Regions from separate parts of the Mus musculus genome. Here all the other regions are linked to region 2. Evidence: chromatin loops called from intact Hi-C (ENCODE). Cell type or tissue: left cerebral cortex. All regions are shown on one strand. Region 1 overlaps Gm32307 (a long non-coding RNA gene). Region 2 overlaps Gm32224 (a long non-coding RNA gene). Region 3 overlaps Gm32307 (a long non-coding RNA gene).

Region 1 (2,500 bases), 59 kb before region 2:
AGGAAGAAGAGAAGATGAAGGCAAAACTCCAGAGACCCAAGCAGTCACAGGCATGGCAGGGCTATATGGGCAATGCCCAGTGGCACACAGGGACAGGTGCCTTGGGAGACTGACCCTCAGACAGTTGGAGAGATGAAGATAACAGAGTCACATGACAGAGCCACACCCATGCACGCAAGCACGCACGCAGGCACACACACACACACACGCATAATCCATGCTGGCACCCACATAAGACATACAAGTACACAGTTACGGACATGTAAAGATGTCCCCCACACATCCTCACACACTCCAGTACTCACGGACAGACAGACAGACAAACAGACAGACAGACACATGGCCAGGCTGATGCAGAGGAGGAGTGAGAAGACAAAGAAGCTTTGAGTTGAGCCCGCCTGCCCCAGAACCCAGACATCACAGCTCTGCAGTCCCCCTAGGAGCCCTCCGCAACGCCAGGAGAAATTCCTAGGATATTAGCTAAAGTCAGACACAAACATTCCTGTCTTCCTCTCCAGATGTACAGCTCGTGAACGCCACACAGCCCTCAGGCTCCTACCCAGCCCTCATCCTTGGCCCCCTCCCTAGCCTCCTAGGAATGCTGCCTGGTGACTTGTTTGGAGAGAGAGAGGGTGGCCAGAAGGGTACTACAAGTTGGCAAGGGTCACACTTAGGGGTGGGAGGTAGCTCAGGGTTCTGCACACAGCTGTGGAGTGGTTCAAGGTCAGGCAGAGGAGAGACTTGAGGTAGTGTGGGGATGCTGTGGAGAGCTGGATTGTCAGGACTCTTGGGTGTTTCCAGAGAGCTGGGCGCAGGCTACAATCCCTGTGTTCAAATGCATATCCAGGCCAGAAGGTTCAGCTCAACATGGGGTCCTTAGAAATATTGACACTTGCTTCTGTCCCTGTGGACACACAGTCCACCCTTCAGAAATAGGGTATCTACAGCTCTGTACTGTCTTCCCTGTCTGTCTGGGACATCTGTATCTTGACTGTGCAGTAATGGTTCTTTTTTCAGACAAGTGTCCTCACCCTTCCTTTATGAAGTTTACAGTTGATTCTTTCTGACATTGATGACTATCTTAATATTTGTCTGGCTCCTGGGTAGACCAGAAGTTCCTTGGGAAAGGACAACAATCTATTGGCTAGAGTCAGAGGTCATTGTGTGCCAAGTATTCAGCAACAGTGGGACTGCTTCACACATGCCACAGTAAAGTCTGTCTGGCCTCAGTTTCTATATCTAGAAGATGGGTTGAAATTGAATTTTTTCCCCACAAGGGTCTTGTGATGAGAGAGTGAGATAGTGGGAATGAAGGGCTTCGGGGACCTCTTCTCTCCACTCCTGTGAGAGCTTAGTGACATTATTTTTAGACCCTAGGGGGAAGCTTAGGGACAGCATACACTTAGGCAAACAGGGCTCTTTAATCATGTGCCTGGAAGCTGTAGGTTACCTAGAAATGTGTTTTAGGAGGGCTGCAAAGTATCTTGAATCCTTTCAGGTACTTCAAATGAAATGACTACAACTCTGCCGTTAGGGGCAGCAAACCCACATTACCGCATAAACCCATTGAAATAGCCCGTCCTTCTCCATCAGCATGAAGAGCTGTTCAGCTGAGGCTTTCTTAGAGGCGCCATCAGCCTGTTAGAGAGTTGTCTCGGTGTCTGAGCCAGCTGAGTCAGTCATTGTATTCTACCATGAGGATGTGAGGACCACCGGCCACTGGCCCTGAGACAAGCCAAGTTTCATATTTTCAATCTATCACAGTAGCTCCGATCCCCAGGAAACCCCATCTTCCTCAGTGGATAGCAGCCAACCCTACAGACCCTGTCTCCTGTGTGGTAGCTTCTCACGTTCGATTTTATGCTGCTCGGCTTTCATTTCTACCATCCCCCAGCCCACAAGAAAGTGGCCCAGCTAGCTGCTCATAACATCCCTGGAACGAAAGAGTAAACTGCACCTGTGCTGCTGACGGACCCCACGATGATGTGAAGTCCCAGGAATTCTTTTGGTGACCGTGCAGTGGGAGTTTGCAGCTGTAGGTAGATGGGCTGGGCCTGAGACATGGGCTTATTTGCCTTTTGCTTGGACAAGGCCTGCTTTACAAGAGGCAGCTCATTCTGCTGTAGATATATGTCCTGTCGTAAAGTGCTTAATATTCCACCCCTGCTTGCACTAACAGATACAGACAGCTACTCATGCTCACGGCTCCTCTGTGGACGTCTCTGGCAGGACCTACTGGGCAGATACAGGGGTTTCCTGGTGGCCACATACTTGTCTCCACTCCTCCAGTCTGCGTGATGATGAGCTGCTGCACCCATCAGCAGACAGGGACCTGTGTGTGACCTCCCGAGGGTTCAGGGTGACCGGCACTGAGTCATTTCTTTCTAGCTGTCTGAGAAAGCCTTTGTGTTAAGTACTAGCCATCAACTCATACGATCTTCTTAGTAGCTGTGCAAAGAGGAGTTGTTAACATTGTTCCCGTGAGGCATAGCAGGGAACT
Region 2 (2,500 bases):
CAGAGGCTCTGCTAAGCATCAGGCATCAAGCACTTTGGATTCCAAGTGTCATAGTGGCTCAGAGGTTGACCTTGACCAGTCTAATGTCAGAGCACCAGGAAGTTGAGGAGGAAACTGGAGTTTAGACAGACCTGCTGTGCCTCTCAGCCAGTCGATCTGCTCAGCAATGCTCTGCCTACTTCAAGATCACTGACTCCTGTTTGCTAAGACATTTTGTTTTCTCCCTGATTGAGAGATGCCAAGTTATGAGGCTGACTTCCAAAACGTGATTCTCCTGTCTCGGTTTATAAGGATAGCTCCCAAGCTCTGAATGGCCTCCTGAGAACGGAAGAAACAGGCTCTTCACATCCCAAATAGAACCCCAATGTCAGCCCTACCAGAGCAGAAGCCGAAGCCATGCCCTGTTTGTGGCCACACTGCCAGGTCTAGAGATGCTCTCTCAGATAGTACATGATACTCAATAAATATTTGTTCAGAGGATGAGGGAATAAGCCCTTGACTCAGGGGAAACTTAACTCTAATATCAAAGCGAACTCATCTCTTTGAAAGTACATTCCCACAAAGCACCAGCGGAGCCAGGATGATTCTGCTTGCTTCGATCAACGGTCTTCTTACATGCCTGGGCCGTGAAGGTGAAATGACTCACATTTACAATAATGGCAAGAACATCCGTGCACATGACTCCTCCAAGTCTGAGAGTGAATTAACCCATAACTACTGCAATCAACCCACAGGTGAGGATCGGCATAGACTCGGCTGGTTCTCTAACCCCCACACATGGGGGTGCGGGGCCTGTGCTGGCGCTGGAGCCCGGCGTGATTTACGTGGTAGCCTTCATGAAGCAGGCTCGTGGAGGGAGTCCTCCTCCAGGCAGTGATGGTGCTCATTACCATCTCACCTTCATGCTCAAGCAGGAAGCTCTGATTGCAGCCAGAGAGTGACTGGAGGCTTCCTCCCCTGCTGGAAGGGGGTGGAAGATGTCTGATGGCATTCTCCACAGCATCCCTTCTGATTAATCAGGCTGCTCCAATCTGTGTGGGAGAATAGCTCCAGGAAGGAAATCTGCCTGGAGAGTCATTCTGTGTCTCATGCCTGTGCAGGTGAACTCAAAGCACGGGCAGAAGCCCCTGCTAGGACTCTTAGGACGGGGACATTCTTTGTGTAATAAAAGTGACAGACACACTGGGAATTTTACTTCCCAGGGACTCTCAGGAGTCAGAAAACCCAGGGACCAGCTTTTGTGCTTTGCTTTTGAGAGATGTCTTTCTGAGACAAAAATCTCACTTGCTAACCCAGGCTATTTTCCAACTTGTGAACCTCCTAAGTGTTGGGATGACAGTTCTTTCCCATCACATTTGGCATCAAGGTGATTTTATGGAAAGGTAGGCATCTAAGCTTTGGGCTCTCCTGTGTCTGTGTTGGACACTATTTCTACTGCTTATTAGTTCTTGAAATTGGGTGATCTATGAGGCTATGAGTGCTTTGTGGCCTGTTGTTGTTGCTCACAGAAACTCTGTAGAACATGACTGAGTTCCTTAGTGGGTTTTGTATGAATGGCACCATATTCCCTCATTGGCCAGACCCCAACAACAGTAACAAAGGGCAGTGTGGCCCTGCTGTGATGTGAGTGCGATCCCAGGCTCATGTGTCCGTAGTGTGATTACTCCACACAACCATGGGAGGGTGCCCAGCTTATAAGGTTTATACCCCACCTTGGTGGGTGAGTTTACACCCCCTCTAAAGGGATTTGAGGGCATCAGACAGATCACTAGCTCCCTCTTACTATGTGGTGCCCTGTGCCATATTCTAGTGCAGCAAGCGGGGCCTCACCAGGTGCATTCCTCCATTGTCATGCTTGCTTGCTTCTATGAGCTTAAGAAATAGACCTCTGCTCCTCCTACTTTACCTAGTCTATAGTGTTCTGTCACAGTGGCAGATATGGACTAGAGTGTGTCCTACAGAGACTCTTTTAGAATGTTGCCAATGTTAACATGGGGAATCCTACAGAGATAATCTTCCAGGCAACCAGCAGTGAACTTGCTAGTTTTTTGTTTTGTTTTGTTTTGTTTTGTTTTTTCCGAGATAGGGTTTCTCTGTATAGCCCTGGCTGTCCTGGAACTCACTTTGTAGACCAGGCTGGCCTCAAACTCAGAAATTTGCCTGCCTCTGCCTCTCGAGTGCTGGGATTAAAGGCATGTGCCACTATGCCCGGCTTGAACTTGTTAGTTTTATCAAAAGTTGTGGAATTGCAGAAAGAATCCCATCATCCAGGCCATGCAGAGCCTGAAAGTTCTAGTGTTGTGGCCTTCACAGAGGAGCCAGAACGTGGGGAGGGAAAAGCCACTGGCTACAGGGAAGAGGGCACAGGCATGGCAGGGCTACAGTCCAGTCCGGACCCTAGGCTCCAGGTAAGGCTTTGCCTCTGCCTCTCAGCTTCATGGCAGCTGTGTGGGATCTTCTGTTTCTTGCACTACATTTGTGCTTCCTTCACCGATCTTCA
Region 3 (2,500 bases), 49 kb before region 2:
AGCACACTGCAGCCCACAGGTCAGAATCTCTGACTGCTTTCTGCTTTTGAAAATAAAGCTTTATTGAAATCCAGCTTCTTTCAGTTGTTTATGTACAGCTTAGAGCAAAGAAGTTACAATATGGCCTCCAAAGCTCAACATACGTACTTCCCAGACAATATTTGGCTACCGTTGCTCTAGACCCTTTAATACATCTTGGACCCACTGGAAGGTTTAAGAATCAAGCACAAAACTATCTAGACGCCATTATATGTCACCAGAAGGCAGCATGGTTTTCTAGAGCTCCGTGGCAGCCTGACATGTGTCTTAGGGATTTAGAAGTTTCCAGCAAGCTTGTGCATCAATTATCCCATTTAATCCCCCAACAAGCCTGTGTGAGGTTAATGGTAATTTTATCCCAATTTTGCAGATGAGAAACTAAGACAAAGAGAAATTAAGGGACTTGCTGAAGACCACATGTCTGGGAGATAACCAAGCCCCAGCAGCCTGAGTGGAAAATTCCAGCCTTTTTCCACTGCATGATAAGGCAGATGTTTCACACATTCTGTTACTTAGTCATCCCACTGCCCCACCTCCTGTCCATCTTCCTAGCTCCCAACGTCCCTGCAGTCACAGAGAAAGCTTTTGTCCACTCTGCTGTGTGTGCTTGGCGGGGAGTGTGTGTGTGGGGGGGTGTCACATTTCCTCTGCCTGTGTGCTTGCTGTGTGGGCGAATGCCGGGGATGTTAACGAACAGTGACAGATAATCTCTGATTGGCTGGCACTCATGAAGAGTCAGTGGACCAGGTAATTCTGACCCACATCCTGACAGTGCCATCTGAGAGGGCTCCTGACCATTCAGGCTGGCATCTGGGAGGAGTCTTGCGGTGCCTACCACCCACCCTCTGGGTCCCTAGAGTGGACACTCTGGTCCATCCATTCTGAGCACAAAGGTTGCAGAGCCCTTGCTCACTGATGTATCGGGGAGCTGTTCTTAATGCAATTATGACTCATTTATTAGATACCAGGATGTGGCTGTGCTATGTCAGGCTCACTTGGCAGGCACCTGCTCTTTGCCATGCATGTGCATGCGCGTGCACACACTTGTTTCTGGCAGTTTCGTGAGCCATCGCTAGAGCTCTGTGTGCTGTGGGTAGCACATTTAGCTGGTTAAAATATAATATACGACGGGATCATATTTAACAAGGAAAACAGGGTCCAAATGGACAGAGGAGCAGTGTGGCTGAGTTGCTATGGAAACCCCTTGTTCGGAATTTCCTGACTCCTAGGAGATTACATTTTCAACCTTAATGCTGTATTAACATAAGCTTTGGCACTTAATGTGTCTGTTTTTCACCTCCCCTCTCTCTTTTGCTTACAGGCGAGGAAAGCAGGGAGGAGAGACTCCCAGGAGAAGATGAGAGAGGCTGCACTTCAGGATCCAGCTCAAACCAGTCCCTGCCAGGGCGAGGTGTTCCATGCTTTCCAAAGCTTACCAGGTCCATTATCTCTGTGACCTAGAGACAGGCCTGCCAACCGGGCTTGTGTGAGGTCACTGTGCCCTGTGCGTGACGCCCTCCCTCCAAAGCCTCGTGCATCCATTCCTTCCCCTCCATCGCACCTCAGCTCTGATCATCTCTCAAGGGTGAAGCAATAGGTTTCTGCTCGGCTCCTGCTCCCAGCTCGTGCCCTCTAGCCGCCTGAGTGATCATTCTGCACTACAAATTTGTTCATTCTGCAGTTGGCTGAACAGCTTCCATCAGCCGCCGGAGGGAGCAGAATAAAATTCTGACTTCTTTGCACCCAAGGTTGCTTTCCATCTCTGCAAAGTTTTTTTTTTTTTTTTTTTTTTTTCCTCCTGGAACTCCCATAGTAGCCCCACCCTGCCTTCCCAGACTGAAAACCAAAATGCACTTTCTTATTGCATCGAACACTTACCAGGCTCATCCTGGCTCATGCCACACACCTACTCACCCCCATGTCTCCCTGCCCTATCTAACTCTTAAATGTCTTTTATGTCATAGCTCAGTACTACCTCCTTTGGACTGTGTGCAGGGTTTCCCTGTCTACCTTGGTACTAAGGTGTTTGGCCCCCAATGCTCCTGTGGGTAGCTCTCACCAGCTATGATATCTTGACCCCCTCATGACCCTAAAAATGTCATAAACCAAGAAACTTCATGTCCCTTACACCACATCCTGTTACAGAACTCAGTAGATGCTCAAACCTCATTTTGGAACTTGAGTTTCCAGGGGAGGACAGTGAAGCTTGGTGCTCCAGCATCCTGCTCTCCCTCACTCTCACATCTTCTGCTGTGCACCACAGGGGCACTCCGGTGTGGGAGAGTTGGCCTCTGAGATCACCAGAGCCATTCCCCTGTCCCCAATCCCTAAGCCCAGGCTCTTCCCCCTTTCAGGCTTAGGGGACCTTTGAAAATTAGCTCCCCCCCTAGCCCCAGTTGATCATACAGCAGCTCCCACAGACTAGGAAGAAATCCAGGGAAGCCACGGTGATGACACACTG

The links. Peaks named below come from ENCODE experiments on the same cell type or tissue, not always from the same donor. Only the 100,000 strongest peaks of a DNase experiment are listed, where the experiment ranks them.
Region 1: a loop joins it to region 2, with 2.4 times the contacts of the local background. A loop is called at or near these places in 3 of 42 quality-filtered maps.
Region 3: it touches region 2 in a loop (2.0-fold over the local background); 4 of 42 quality-filtered maps call a loop at or near these places.

Annotation. Positions count from the first base shown.
Region 1 is chr14:25,195,041-25,197,540 of GRCm38, reverse strand. All of the region lies in intron 1 of Gm32307 (a long non-coding RNA gene), which reads left to right. Among named protein-coding and RNA genes, the nearest start is that of Gm32307, 2.8 kb to the left of the region's middle. In left cerebral cortex, a CTCF peak has its summit at 1,543; no DNase peak of the experiment used is centred here.
Region 2 is chr14:25,135,899-25,138,398 of GRCm38, reverse strand. Gm32224 (a long non-coding RNA gene) reads right to left here. Exons shown (of 5, transcript XR_383270.2): 4 at 517-2,500. Among named protein-coding and RNA genes, the nearest start is that of 4930572O13Rik, 6.1 kb to the left of the region's middle. In left cerebral cortex, a CTCF peak has its summit at 967; a DNase peak (open chromatin) is centred at 860; H3K27ac peaks cover 953 bases.
Region 3 is chr14:25,184,772-25,187,271 of GRCm38, reverse strand. Gm32307 (a long non-coding RNA gene) reads left to right here. Exons shown (of 3, transcript XR_874431.2): 3 at 1,361-1,786. Among named protein-coding and RNA genes, the nearest start is that of Gm32307, 13 kb to the left of the region's middle. In left cerebral cortex, a CTCF peak has its summit at 1,135; DNase peaks (open chromatin) are centred at 624 and 1,082; H3K27ac peaks cover 1,790 bases.